Regions from separate parts of the Homo sapiens genome. Here region 2 is linked to region 1. The links are chromatin contacts, found by Hi-C or POLR2A ChIA-PET in ENCODE. All regions are on one chromosome and are shown on one strand. The core of a region is the stretch at or near the end of the contact, and the rest is flanking DNA. Distances in the headings are between cores, read along the strand shown.

Region 1 (6,886 bases), core at 1,860-4,359:
ACTGAAAGACATAAATGAACATTTGGATAAATGGAAAAAAATGTACCATGTTCTTGGTGGGAAAGTCTTAGTATTATAAAGTTTCAATAAAGTATCAACTTATTCCAATTACCTTACTGGTATAACACAATTCTAACCAAAAGCCCAGCAAGATTTTCTTCAAACTTCTCACCCTTTCTTTTTCATTTCTCTTCCATATTTCTCATATCACCTTTAATTGTACACTTTATTTCTGAGTGTCCCACCATCAGCTCAGACTCAGCCTCTTTCACCCCAAATCAACCTTCTCAACCACACTATATCTGGCAATGGGAAACCATCACACTATCAGTCACCCAGGATAAAACCTCTGACTTTAAAAATTCTGTCCTTAACCCAGGTAGAAAGTCAGTCCTGTGTAGCCCTTCCTGTTAAAGTTAAAACTGCAAACCTTAGCTCCATTCCTGCCTGCCTTCCTTACTTCTGCACATCATCATCATCTAGATTAATCTTTCTAAAATATGATTTTTATTGTTATTTTTCAAGTTCACAAATACTGTAGTCGATAACTCTACTGGGTGACCTTGGACAAGTTAGTTAATCACTGTACCTCAGTTTTGTCATCTATTAAATGGGGATAACAGTACTTACCTCACAGAGTTGTTATGAAAATTAAAAGTTAATAATTTTAAGGCACTTACAACAGGAAGAATTTTATATATATTGTTATATAAATAAACATTGTCCCCACTGTTTTATCTGGTACTTAAAGTGTTCATTTCTGTGGGTTTAAGCATTGTACTCTCTTTTCAAATGATTATATTCAGAAATACTTGAATGTTTTATCCATGTACACAGGTGTCGATTACAGCATTATTTTTAATACAAAAGACTGAAGACAATCTGAATGTCTATCAGTAGAAAAATGTTTAGAAACATTTAGAAAAGATGGTGAAAGCTGGACACATTGGCTCACACCCGTAATCCCAGCACTTTGGGAGGCCAGGGTGGGCAGATCACCTGAGGTCAGGAGTTTGAGACCAGCCTGGCCAATATGGTGAAACCCTATCTCTACTAAAAATACAAAAATTAGCCGGGCGTGGTGGTGGGCACCTGTAGTCCCAGCTACTGGGGAGGCTGAGGCAGGAGAATTCCTTGAACCTGGGAGGTGGAGGTTGCAGTGAGCCAAGATCACAACACTGCACTCCAGCCTGGGGCACAGAGCAAGACTCCACCTCAAAAAAAAAAGATGGTGAAGTCATACTACGGAAAACTATGGAGACAAAGGTAAATTTGTAGATAAAAGACACATCTGACATGAAAGGATGGCTATAGCACATTGTTGAGTGAAAAAAAAAAGCAGGTTGAAAAACAGGAAGTACAATATGCTTCTATGTATAATACATTCAATTTGGGAAGAATAGGATACATATGAAGCTGTTAGAAGACAGAAGTCTCTTATCAAATGAGGCAGTATGATCTTCCTACAATAAACGTGTAACTTTTATATTAAATATTGTTAATTGAAAATAAAGAAATAGAAAGGAAAATAAACTAAAATACTGTATGTTTAAAACTTCTGGCCAGGCACAGTGGCTCATGCCTGTAATCCCAGCACTTCAGGAGGCCGAGGCGGGCGGATCACGAGGTCAGGAGTTCGAGACCAACCTGGCCAATATGGTGAAACCCCGTCTCTACTAAAAATACAAAAATTAGCCGGGCGTGGTGGTGTGCGCCTGTAATTCCAGCTACTCAGGAGGCAGAGGCAGGAGAATTGCTTGAACCCGGGAGGCGGAGGTTGCAGTGAGCCAAGATCATGCCACTGCACTCGAGCCTGGGCGACAGAGCAAGACTCCGTCTGAAACAAACAAACAAAAAAACTTATCTCCTGGAAAACTCACTTATTAAAAGATAACTAGTCCTTTTGCCTTTGATGCTCAGGTAAACTTCAGACGAACTAAATGAAAATACTTGTGGATTTGGGGATGAGCGGGAGTCAAGTGCTAGAATTTGCTTAGCAGCTTCTCTTCCACCAATAATGACTTTAAACATGTTGCAAACTAGCCCCAAATGCTAACCTACATTTTTAATCTGAGAGGTATGCGTCATCAAATATTTTGGTTTTATCCCGAAAGTCAGCTAACAGAGATGTAAGTACCTGGGCAACTCTAATGGAATGAGAAGCAACATCTTCCATCTTAAGCATTGATAAGGGTTAAGGGAACAGCTGCTCTTTGCAATGAACAAATCTCACTCTCTGAGGCAGAAATTCGCCATATAGAAGACTGAATTTCTTCATCTTTTTGAGAATCATTTCCACTACCCAGAAAAAACATTCAAATGAGTTGTAAATAAAGTCAAGCGCAGTTGAAAAATCCTGTATCCACAGATGTTTCTTAGGAGTGCCTATGCGCTTAGACTCGAGGGCTAGGGGTTTGAAAGCAAAAGGCAGCCCTCTACCAGGGGTGGTCGGGGAAACGGCCTCCAAGAAACGAATTACACGGTGCACTTTAGTTACCTAGGCAGCTGTTTGTCTAGGAAACAGCTTATTGTTTTCATTTGTCATCACCGCGGCTCACTAGGTATCAGGAAGCTCGGCTCCAGCCGCTACCTGGTGACGCTAATGACGTGCGATGTCTCGCAGCTGCCGCAATTAGACAGGCCAAGCCTTCGCCTTTAAGAAGCTGACTCACGTGGATGCTGTGTTGTGTGCGCTCAGCTGAAAGGGGGAGGTGGGTCCCCAGACTGACTACATTGGCCGCCTCGAGAGAAGGGGCAGAGTTAGCCTCTTTGATTGGCTGTACGAGTCCGAGGTGCTGGGTCAGGGGCGGGGCGAGCTGTCGCAAGCCTGCCCTGGGTCTGCGGCTTCTGAGAGGGGTGGGCCGCGAAGCGGAGGGGTGCGGGAGTGGGGGAGGGTGAGCCAGAGAAGGGGCGGGGCCCCGCGAAAAAGGCAGGAGGCCGAGGACAGGGGCGGGGCCTAGAAATAAAGGGCGTTCTGGGCCAACCGGGAGAGCTGACTGCGGGGGGGCGGAGCCACGCCGGGTGACTGACGTTGAGGCCCAACCAGGGAGAGGCGGGGCCAAGGCCAGGGCCTGACTAAACCTGGAGACTCGGGTGGCCGAGGGGCTTCATACCAGCTGAAGAGCGACAAGCCGCTGGCAGCCGCGGATCTCACCGCCGCTCAGGGTGAGTCCCGCGGGAGGGGCTGGACTCGGGGCCGGTGGGGACTGAGGCGCCCGTTCGGGTCGGGCGGCTTCGAGGCACTCGGGAATCGGCCCAGGGTGGGGGGCCCAGGCAGGAAGTGCCTCTTCCTCGCCGCGCTCTTCCCGGGGTCCCAGAGCGGCCGCCCCAGATCCTTCAGGGTGGGCCCCGGCGCTGGGACCGCGGGCGGACGCGCGGGGCTGTTTGCTCTTTGTGAGGCCTGGCGCGGCGGCCGCCGTCGGCCCGCCCCCGCCGCGCAGCCGGGCGACCGGTGCGACAACAGCCGCAACCCCTCCGCGCGGCGCCCGCGCCTCCGCCCCGTTTCCCCGTCGCGTCCTCCGAGGCCCGCCGCCGAGGCCCACGGCGCCCCCTGGGCGGACGGTCTGGCCGCGACCCCCAACCCGCCGCGCCGCGCCGCGGCTGCCCCGCCCCCACCCGTCGCATAGTCGGGGGCGCGCCCGGTCTCCGCCCCGAATCCAAGTCGGAACTTGACCGAGTTGTTTGGGCCGCGATGACCGCACGGCGTGAACCGTCCTGAGCAGGGCCCACGCCCGGCCCAAGCGGCCCAGCCACCGGGCTGGGGCGGTGTCTCCCTTTGCCCCCTCCCCCCCATGAACGTCCGCCTCCCCCGCCCTCCTGCCCAGAGGACCCGGGACTGACAGCGCAGGGTGACGGTTGGGCAGCCCGCCGGGTGTCGGGACCAAGAGAGCCCCCCGGCCACCCGCTCAGCTGTTTCCTGCTCGTGTTTGTTGTGCCGAGGGAGGCCCCGCCGCCACCGCCGCCGCCGCGCTCTGCCGCCCCGGTCCCTCCCGATTGGCCGGCTGGCGTCACGTGGCCTCCATCAGCTGGGCCGGCGGGGGCGCTCGCGGGCCCCACTGCGGCTGCCGGGTGAGCCCACCCGGGGGTCGCCCGGGCCGGCCCAGCTCCGCCAGCTTCGGGCTGCGGCCTTCCCTCCGCTTGCAGTCGGGAGGGTGGGCGTGCCCTTGCAACCCCTTTCCTGTACCTTCTCTGCAGGTAGATGGGACAAATGAGTGTCCGGATCAGCGGGAGTGGGAAATTGAAATACTACAAAGATCTGTTTAATCCTGATACCAACTAATCTCCCTTTCAAGGGAGAGTCTGGGAAGCTGTACAGCTCATTTATTTTTAAACTTTTTCTGTTTACAGAGATCTGTTGGTAATCTGAGGATTTTTATTCTACGTCGTCTTGACAGATGGAAAACCTGAAGTAACTTCGGGCTAACCTTGTGTTTTTGGAAAATTAGTAGACTTGGTGGTGAAGAAACTGGGAGGAGTAGGATATTAGCTAACTTTGCATAGCCACATATAGAGCGTCGCAGCTGCATTCCACCAAAGAGGAACCAAAAGGCCTGTGGTGTTCCCAGGGTACATATTCATGCCAGAAGTGAAGTGCTTTGGTGAATTCGTTTCCTGAAAGTTTATCGCATACTTGTACTGGGTTAGGTAAGAAGTAAAGTACAAAGAATTTAGAATAGTTTCTCTAGAAGCTTATAACTTAATCAAAAGTCGTGGACAAAGTCGAGCAATAATTTTAGCAAGTTATGAGACGTTAGTAAAATATATGTAGCTTGGAAAATAATGTTACCTGGTTGGATCATTGCGAACTTTTCTCTAGACTAATTTCCCTTTTCTGTTTTCTATTTAAGTAATGAGAAAAATAAACAGGTTTAGAAAAAAGTGAAAGGAAATAAGGCCAAAAATTATGAAAAGAAGTAATTAAAGCAGCTACTACCCTCTGAAAAACAGTCCACGAGACATGAAGGTAGTCCTAGGTATATGTGTGCCTAAAATATCATTCTAGGTTTAATGGTGAATAACTATAGAGATCAGTGTCAGTTTTAAGATAATCCTGTGTAGTAATGTCAGTGTAATGCAGGAACTGAACCTTAGCTAGACCTGAAGTTGCTACTTGACACTTGAGTCGGGAAGCCAGACAGGTAAATTACACGTCAATCCATCTAGTTAGAGGCTTTTGGTATTGCATCACAACAAACGAGACCATGAAATTGTCTTGCTAGGGTTTAGCGGGGGATGACCAACTCAGATTGTGCACTAACACACAAGGTTTCCTGAGTGAAATGACTAGTCTTATTTTCTAATATTTAAATATAAGTGTTATTGAAATATAGTGAACTTGAAAGTCATCTAACAAAACAGGAAAAAATAAGGCATTATTGAGGGGGGAGAACAAAAATATATCCTTAAAACGTACTGCAAATGAAGACCTGATTCCACAACAGGACATCATTTGACACAGCAAAGTAAACTGGTCACGTACTGCAAGAGGAAAGCAGAGCTTGCTTGTGTCACTGAAAACTTAGCTTGTTATATATTTTGCACAAAAATTGGAAAGTTGATTGTATGGATCAAACTGTTTTCCCATGTAGATTTTTTAATAGCGTTTAGTCACAACTCAGTATAAAGAGTTGATGAAATTACAATAGCAGTAAGTGCTGATTATTATAGTAATCAACCCAGCACTCTTAAAAGTTATTTGGGTTTTTATCCTTTGTTTTGGCGAGGGAAGAGATTAAAAACGAGATAGGAAAGCTGGCTTCCACGGGATTCCATTTTAGCAGAGTCATTGCGAAACAAAACCACCTCTGCAAGGGGCAGGTTCCTTTAACCCTTTCTGCGCTAGATGCCTGCATACTCAGTTCCCTGCAGCAGTCTTTGTACCTTGCCTTTGTCCCATCTTCTGATGCAATGGAAAACCCACTGTGGTCTGTCCAACACTGGGGATCTGGTGAAGTGTGTATTCTATGGAAATGCCCTGAGGCGATGGTTTCATTTACTAAGGAAAAGTTTATCTGTGAACTGGGTGTTTTTCCGTCAGAAGGTTCTATGAGATGCGAATAGATACCTACCCTCCCTGGTATTTTTAGGGCTGGGAAGTGGTGCCTCCCTTGACTAATTCCACTTACCAGGGTTGAAACCAAACTGGATTATTAATTATAGGGACAACAAGTACCTATTTTAAGACCCAGAACTGTGACATGCTTCAGAAGGTTTCTAACTTTCCTCCAGCTTCTGATTTCTATCACCTGGTTGCTTAGCTTTAGCATAATTAGCAGGAAGTGAAGCCAGTTAATTGTTATTGTTTCATATCCTTTGTGAGCCATGCTTTTCTCATCTGTCATAGGGTGAGTTGGGATGGGGAATGTTGAAGAAGATAATCTAGTTTTACTGACCTTTATTGAGCATTCACTGTGTGCTAGGCACCGTTCTCAGAATACAGTATCTCCACTTAATTTCTCATAACTCAGAGGTGGCTGCTGCTCTCACCATTTTACAGATGAAACAGGAGAGGATAACTCACCCAGTGTTTCCAAAGCTATTAAGGGGGAAGAGCTGAGATTTGAACCTAGGAATCTCCAGAATTCAAGTATCTGAGCTCCACAGTTTAAGTCCTGGGGGTGGAGAGAGGAGAGAGCAGCTGGTAGATATTATCTATTTTTATAATCTTTATTAGAGTTGATCTTCAACATGCTGAACTGGTTACGGAAAGTTAAGGATTTTAGCTAGAAAATCAGTAAAGAAAAGGGGAATGGGATTAAACTGATCTTTTCAAATACTCCTATCTAGCTTTAATCCCAAATGCCAACCAAGTTTCCATTTTTTCTGGGAAAGACTGCTTTCTAAATGCAAAGCTCTTTCACTATCAGAATGTGTTTTTAAGCAGGGA
Region 2 (6,886 bases), core at 1,990-4,489, 1.0 Mb before region 1:
GACATAATATCTGGCATGGCAGGTCTGCTCTGGTTTTTATAATTGACTTAACTGTTTAAAATTTATTTCTCCTTATATATTTTGTAAGTTTGTTGAGTTCCCTAAAAATTTAGTTTCTGCTGGAATTTTGGTTGCCATAACATTTACTTTGGAGACTAAATGGATACTTTTACAATGTAAAGTCATCCTATCCATGCTGTATCTCTCCACTTATTCAATATTTTATGTCCTTAAATAGAGTTTTAAAATTTTCTCCTTAAAGTTTTTGCAAGTTGTTGGGTTAATTCCTGGATATTATGCTTTAGAGTTTGTTAAACTTTATTGTTATTGTGAATGGTTTCTTATTGTCTGTTACATTTCCCAGTTGCTTACTGCTGATGTAGACAAAACTATTGATTTTTAGAAACTGATCTTGTACTTGGCAACCTTGCTGAGCTAACATTACTTCTAATACTTTGTTGATTCTGTTGGGCTTTTTATGCTGATGATCACACCTGTAAACATCACAGACAGGAAGATATTAGGGGCTCTGCCCAGTGCTCTGATCTTTTGCATTTAAGCACTTCTGCTAGTTGAACTCCAATCTGGTGCCCCAATTCTGACAGTTGGGTGTCTCTCATGGTCCTAAGGGCCTAGGCCCCCTATACACTCACAAATTAGAAACTGATGATATTCCATCCCATATCCAGTCCATGTAAAAGCAGTGACCTTGTCTTCTTTTGCTATTTCCTCTAACCCTTTTATCATGGTCGGGGTCCTGAGAGCTGCTGACAGATCTTCCTGCTGCCGAGTGTCTGAATTCCTGAATGCTGCTCTATGCAGCCATTCTGGGTCTTTAATGCCCCCAAAGACAGCCTGTGTAGGTTAGCAAAGTAGTGAATCAACATAGGCCTTCAGATCAGACAGACTTAGGTTTGAATCTTATTTCTGCCCCTGGCTACATGGAGCAAGTCACGCAGCCTCCCAGAGTCTGCTTCTTCATTTGTAAAGTGAAGACAAGATTTCCATAGGTCAAGTGCCTTACAGTGGTCAGTGAGTAATGCCCTTTCTCCACACTGTGATGTTGACCAGTAAGTTGATCACCTCCTGACGCTGTGGATTATTGCTATACTTTTCAGGAACTTTGTGTCTCCAGATAGAATTGAATCTCAGCAGCTACAGTTGGTCCACATCCCCATGTGCCTTCCCACCCCAATGAATAGTTCAAGTTCCAAGTTCTGGCCACATATCATTGTCCAGTCTCACTCTGGTTAACTGGGCAATACCTGGTTCTAAAGCTTGTATGTCACGAGGTATTCTAGGAAGCATGACTCCAACGAGCACTTGCATTCTTGATGATGGTATAAAGAAGTAACGTCAGATTTTTGAACAAAGGCAACTAAGTGAGTGGGAGACTCTGGTGGCTTGGTATCCTGGGAATTTGCCTATGTATCATACAGTGTTTGGGTGTAGCAGATAAAGCCAGTGGCCTGGCTGGTTCTAACAGAGATCTTTATTATAACTAAGAACAACTGAGCTAGCCATGCCTTGTCACCTACTAATAGTGGTATTTCAGATGGATAATTTAAATCAGCAATAAAAGTGAACTGTATACGTTTGGAAACTTCACCAATAGCTACTCTGTTACACACAGATCTTTATGACTTTCTGTGGTTCAATGACAATTGGCCTCATTTATAGGTGCTTGAAGCCAACCAAGGGCAGATTGCCTTCCTTCTTTTAACCAGCTAAAGAGATGGGTGGGTCAGACAAGAAGAGGGTATGATGAAAGCAGGGAAAGGGAGGTGGACTCTTCAGAGGGAGGAGGAAGTATCCGTGTCACATTATCTCTGAGAGCACTCGCAGATGCTGAGCCTGCAGAGACAGAGAAACTGGCAGCTGACCAGGGTCAGGGATGGTCATGTATTCAAATATTGTGGGTTTTAGTCAAGTGTGCTCCACCCGATTCAACAATGTGATGTGACTGCTCCTAGCAACTATTTTGATATGGTGAATGTTGTTAAGCATAGGACCTAAGAAGAGGTGGCAGTCTCTTTCCTCTCCGCACTTGGCAGGCCACCCACTCATTCCTGATAATCACATTTAAGAGAGCTCTGGACAAGCTGGAATGCATCCAAGAGAATCCCTCAACATGCTGGTGAGTGGGATTGTGACCAGGTCATATCAGGAGTAGCCTAAGGGACAGGTAATGTGTGTCTTGGATGAATTGGAGTCAGACTTAAGAGTCCCCAGGGCAGAAACAAAATCCAGTGAGGGAGAGATGCAGGGAGCTGGATTTTAGCTCCTAAGGTAGAAAATTTCCAAAAGGCTGATCAAAGATTAAATGGCTGCCTTAAAAGGTAATGAGTTCCTTGTTAGTGGAGGTGTTCAACCACTGCTTGGTGGGAAGACACTGTAAGGAGGATTCAGGCAAGTGGGAAGGGGGCTTTTTCCAGTCCCTGAAATCAATGATTCTAACAGGAAAAGATGCTCCGGGGTGCGGTGAGCGCTTACCTCTGCTCTTGCAGAGACACTGACAGACGTTCATTCAACATCTGTTCCTGCCAGGCACTGTGCGCGCTGAACACAGAAGTACAGCCTCTATGAAGCAGCCGCTGTAGGCCTCAGAGACAGCTGATAGATGTAACACTGTTGTCTCCATGTTTCAAACTTCGGTCATGGTCTTACTAGGTCTCCTCATTAAGGGGACTCACTATGTGTCCAGTAACGCTTTCTTGTTACCAGATGACAGAGAGTCAGGCTGTCAGAGTTCACGACTTTAGGTGCACAGTTTCACCCTGTCTGGTCCTTGGGAGACGGAGAAGGGGTCAGGAGAAAACGTGGGTGAAGAGGCAGCAAAGCCGCAGGAGATATGAACTAATTGCTCAACGTGGGTGTAGCACGGATTAGGCCTTTTACAGCAAGCGCTGCCAGCAGGGAACTGGTGGATGTACTCTTGACCACGCTCGGCTGGACTCTGGGGAGCCCAAGACGGGTAAGACTAGGTCCCCGGCCCCAGCAGCTGGTGGGGGCGCCGCAGGTTAGAGACGTGAGGCCGCGAGGCTGAGGGCTGTGAAGGCGGTGGGCACGCACGGCGTGCCGGGGCCGCCTGGCTTCGCGGCGGGGGAGGTAACACTGCGACACCCCGCAGACGCTGTCAGCCGGGGTCGCGGCCCCGCGTGCGCCCGATCATCTGACTGCTGGGGAGTGCGGGGGCGCGGGAGCCAGGCGAGCCAGCGCAGGCGCGCGCTGCCTCCTCCGTCCCCACCGAGTCCCCAGCGCGTGCGCGGGGCCGTGGCCGAGGCCTGCGCGCCGCCCGGCCGCCTGCACTGCGCGCGCGCCCACCCCGCGTGGGAGGCAGCGGGAGGGGCCCGGAGAGGTGTGGAGCGGCGCGGCGGGAGGCTCCGTGGGCGGCCACGGGAGACAGCGCCGGCGGGAGCGCGCCTCTCGGCCTTTCCTCCGCGCCCCCGCGTCCCCAGCCGGCCGCTCCGAGAGGACCCGGAGGAGGCAGGTGGGCCGGGGGCGCGCGGGGCCCCCCCGGGCCGCGGGCTGGCCGGCGGCGGGGTTGGGGCCGGGGTGGGCGGCCCTGGGGGCCCGCGGGGAGGTCAGTGGCCCCGGGAGGGTCGCGCAGAGGCGCTGGGGGCTGTGGAAGCCCCGCGGCCGCCTCCCGTGGGCACCGGTGTCGCTGGCCGCGGGGAGGCCTTCTCGGGGCGGAGCGGCCCACCCGGCGGGGATGGGGACTCCTCGTGGCGGCCGCTGACGGACGGCCCAACTTTAGGTTGAGGGGCGCGGGGTGTGCGGGACCCGGCGGCGGAGCTGGGCTCTGGGCCACGACCGCCAGCCGCGGCTGCCCCGAGAGTCCCCGCACGCGCAGTGGCTTTCCAACGCGGCCTCTTCCCATTTCTCACTTGACTCCCCTTGCGCATTAAATTGTCGAGAAACCTTTGGCCAGTGGGTCTTCAAAGCTAAACCAAATGGCTGTCCTTGCAGTCCTTGGCTACCTGAGATCCCTTAATTCTGAACCATCCGCACCTGGGAGGGGAAGTTGAAAGGAGCGCTGGAGCTGAGCCCGCATCCTTAAGGATCCCATTCACTGCTTATGATGGTAGAGCTTTGAATTAGATGTCAGGCTGTTCACGTCATCCAGACTCTGGTTTTCAGCTCTGTGCTGAGACAGTGTTTTGATACGTATCAGAGGATGATGTTCCTATGGGACAATAACTTGCTGTATGTTCTGAGATACTAGACTGCGTTCATATTGTAGCACCATCATCGTATAAAACGGGCGCCTTTGAAAGGTTTCAGTAAACACCTTCCTCAGGAACATCCGCCAGCACTTAAATTGTACTTCACTTTCACTTTGACGTTTGTTGTTTGTGAATCTTGTGCACAATTTAAAGTGAGTCGTCTAAACAGCACAGGATCACGTGGTGCGGGGCATTGAGCAACTGGGGAGGAAAGCAGAGACTTGAACCTGCTGGAGTCTAGTTGGTCTGCGTTTTTATGTTGGAGAACCATCCTGGTTCCAGCTTATTTTGCTTTCGTAAATATGATGCATTTTTTAAATGCTTTCATTTGATACGGTCTATCTGGACTGTAAGATTGAGTCTAGCCATGCATGGAATGTGTTTACTTCTGTTTTGTAGAAGATTTAGCCCATGGTATTCTATTTGTAGGATTCATTTCAGACATTTTGTGTTTACCACATACAGTCCCACCAGCAAGGGCTTTTAAAAAAGTGACCTATGTTGTCTCTCATAGCTTATGACAACTCCAATTTTGACACGTGTTTGAAACTAGTGATCTTTAGATTATATAAAATCAACTTCACTCTTTCTCCCTGTTCAAACCTCAAACTCTGGTTACTTTTAGGCTTACTGCTCCCTTGTTAATTATTTATAATGAACTATGGAGCTATAGGCTTGCTTTAGTGTGTTAACCTTTATTTGTGTCTTGTTTCAGGCATTTGTATATTGTTTTCTCATCTGGAGAGTGAGCTGCACTGTTTTCCTTCAGTGCTGTTTAGAAGAGCTTTCGGAGACCAGAAACATGTTCTTTTTGCATTACCCAATATGGTAGCACTAGCCACATATAGCTTTTGACCACTTGAATGGGGCTAGAGCAGTGGAAGCACTGAAATTTTAATATTTTTTTTCTTTTCCTTTTCTCTCTCTCTTTTTTTTGTTTTTGTTTTTTTTTTTTGAGACGGAGTCTCGCTCTGCTCTGTCACCCAGGCTGCAGTGCAGTGGCCTGATCTCTCCTCACTGCAATCTCTGCCTCCCAGGTTCAAGCGATTGTTCTGCCTGAGCCTCTCGAGCAGCTGGGATTACAGGCGCCTGCTACCACACCCTGTTAATTTTTGCTGTGGGGTTTCACCATATTGGCCAGGGTGGTCTCGAACTCCTGACCTGAAGTGATCTGCCCATCTCGGCCTCCCGAAGTGTTGGGATTACAGGCATGAGCCACTGCACCTGGCCAATTTTTAAATTAATTTAAATAGTCACATGTGGCTAGTAGTTAGCTGGTCAGATGCCACAGCTTTAACTTATTAGTCTCCAGGAAGCCTTCGTTGACCCTCTTGAATCTGTGCTTTCATAGGACTCAGCTGTCCTTGGTCATAGCACTTACTACTTTCAACTTTCTGGTAGGAATCAACACTAGGCTGTAATTTATATGAGGGCAAGGACAGATCTGGTTTCTTTACCTTTGCATAGCTTAGAACTTAGTAAGAAAAACTGAATAAATATTTGTTAAATGCATAAATAGCTTTTTCAGGGCAGGTATTTCAATTTTTAATTCTCTCTAAGGCCAACTAAGTGTTCAGTACTGTAAATACCTGTTTAGTAGATTGTACAGATGTTATGTAGGTAGCAAATAAAAGGATCATTGGAGTTATGCTTTAAATACTTACGTGGTGAGATTGGAATCTCAGGAGAATGATGACTCATAACAAAGTATTACAGGAAATTGAATGAAAGGGCCTCATGATTCCAGCTAATGTAGACACAGCTTTGGTCTCCTATTAGTTGAATAACTCAAGGACACTCTTGAACCATATCTCAAATCTGAAGTCTCCTGGCTTCAGTAAGGCCCTTTTATGGGGTCCAGACAGTCCTGAACCAGCCTGAAGATGCTAGTGGACATCCCCATTTATTACTGCTCTGTGTTAAAGCATGGACCAAGGAGTCTTGGAAAAAAAATCACAAGGTATTTGAGCCACGTTATGTAAGATGCTTTTGCTAACAGCTAACTTGGAGTGATGAGTAGGGTGAAATTCCTATAGAAATCAGAGTTTGGGGAATTTGATTCTAGCTATTGTTAGTATCAGAGGCACCTGTTCTGTAGACAGTTGATTAGTGCCAATTTTTTTTTTTTTTTTTTGAGATGGAGTTTCGCTCTTCTTGCCCAGGCTGGACTGCAGTGGCGGGATCTCGGCTTACCGCAATCTCTGCCTCCCAGGTTCAAGCGATTCTTCTGCCTCAGCCTCCTGAGTAGCTGGGATTACAGGTGCCCTCCACCATGCCCAGCGAATTTTTTGTATTTTTAGTAGAGATGGGGTTTTGCCATGTTGGTCAGGCTGGTCTCGAATGCCTGACCTTGGGTGATCCACCTGCCATGGCCTCCGAAAGTGCTGGGATTACAGGTGTGAGCCACCATGCCTGGCAGGGCCAATATATATATATATATTTTTAACCTGAGGCTTACTTTATAATCAGTTATCACCAGTTAACCATAGTTGGATTTGGAATGAAAGTGTGTACTCAGTTCAGATCAGTATACTTAGACATTTGACCAAGAGTCCAGGTGTTGTAGGTCTTCAGATCCAGGAATTGCTTTTAGGAAATGAATCTGAGACTATAAGGAAGTTTATAGGGGTACATAGTTTCCTTTGGGAGGACAAAAGGTA

What was found. Hi-C counts contacts between places; a loop is a spot of excess contacts on that map. ChIA-PET counts read pairs that join two places held with the same protein, here RNA polymerase II (POLR2A). Pooled maps may share reads with other maps.
Region 2: a loop to region 1 is called in a map of ascending aorta, with 4 times the contacts of the local background. The contact joins the promoter of CLIP4 here to the promoter of YPEL5 in region 1. A Hi-C loop is called at or near these places in 3 of 168 maps with a recorded cell type or tissue (CD4-positive, alpha-beta memory T cell, ascending aorta and naive thymus-derived CD4-positive, alpha-beta T cell), 4 of 37 single-sample maps with no recorded cell type and 14 of 50 pooled maps. POLR2A ChIA-PET finds 5 or more read pairs at or near these places in 4 of 52 experiments (BJ, MCF 10A, WTC11 and 1 more).

What each region holds. Positions count from the first base shown.
Region 1 is chr2:30,143,898-30,150,783 of GRCh38, forward strand. YPEL5 (yippee like 5) reads left to right here and starts at 3,110. Exons shown (of 3, transcript NM_016061.3): 1 at 3,110-3,165. RefSeq lists silencers at 2,714-3,293, 3,324-3,493, 3,784-4,223.
Region 2 is chr2:29,112,176-29,119,061 of GRCh38, forward strand. CLIP4 (CAP-Gly domain containing linker protein family member 4) reads left to right here and starts at 3,240. Exons shown (of 16, transcript NM_024692.6): 1 at 3,240-3,490. LOC105374386 (a long non-coding RNA gene) reads right to left here and starts at 2,569. Exons shown (of 3, transcript XR_007086265.1): 1 at 2,494-2,569. RefSeq lists silencers at 3,101-3,460, 3,651-3,890.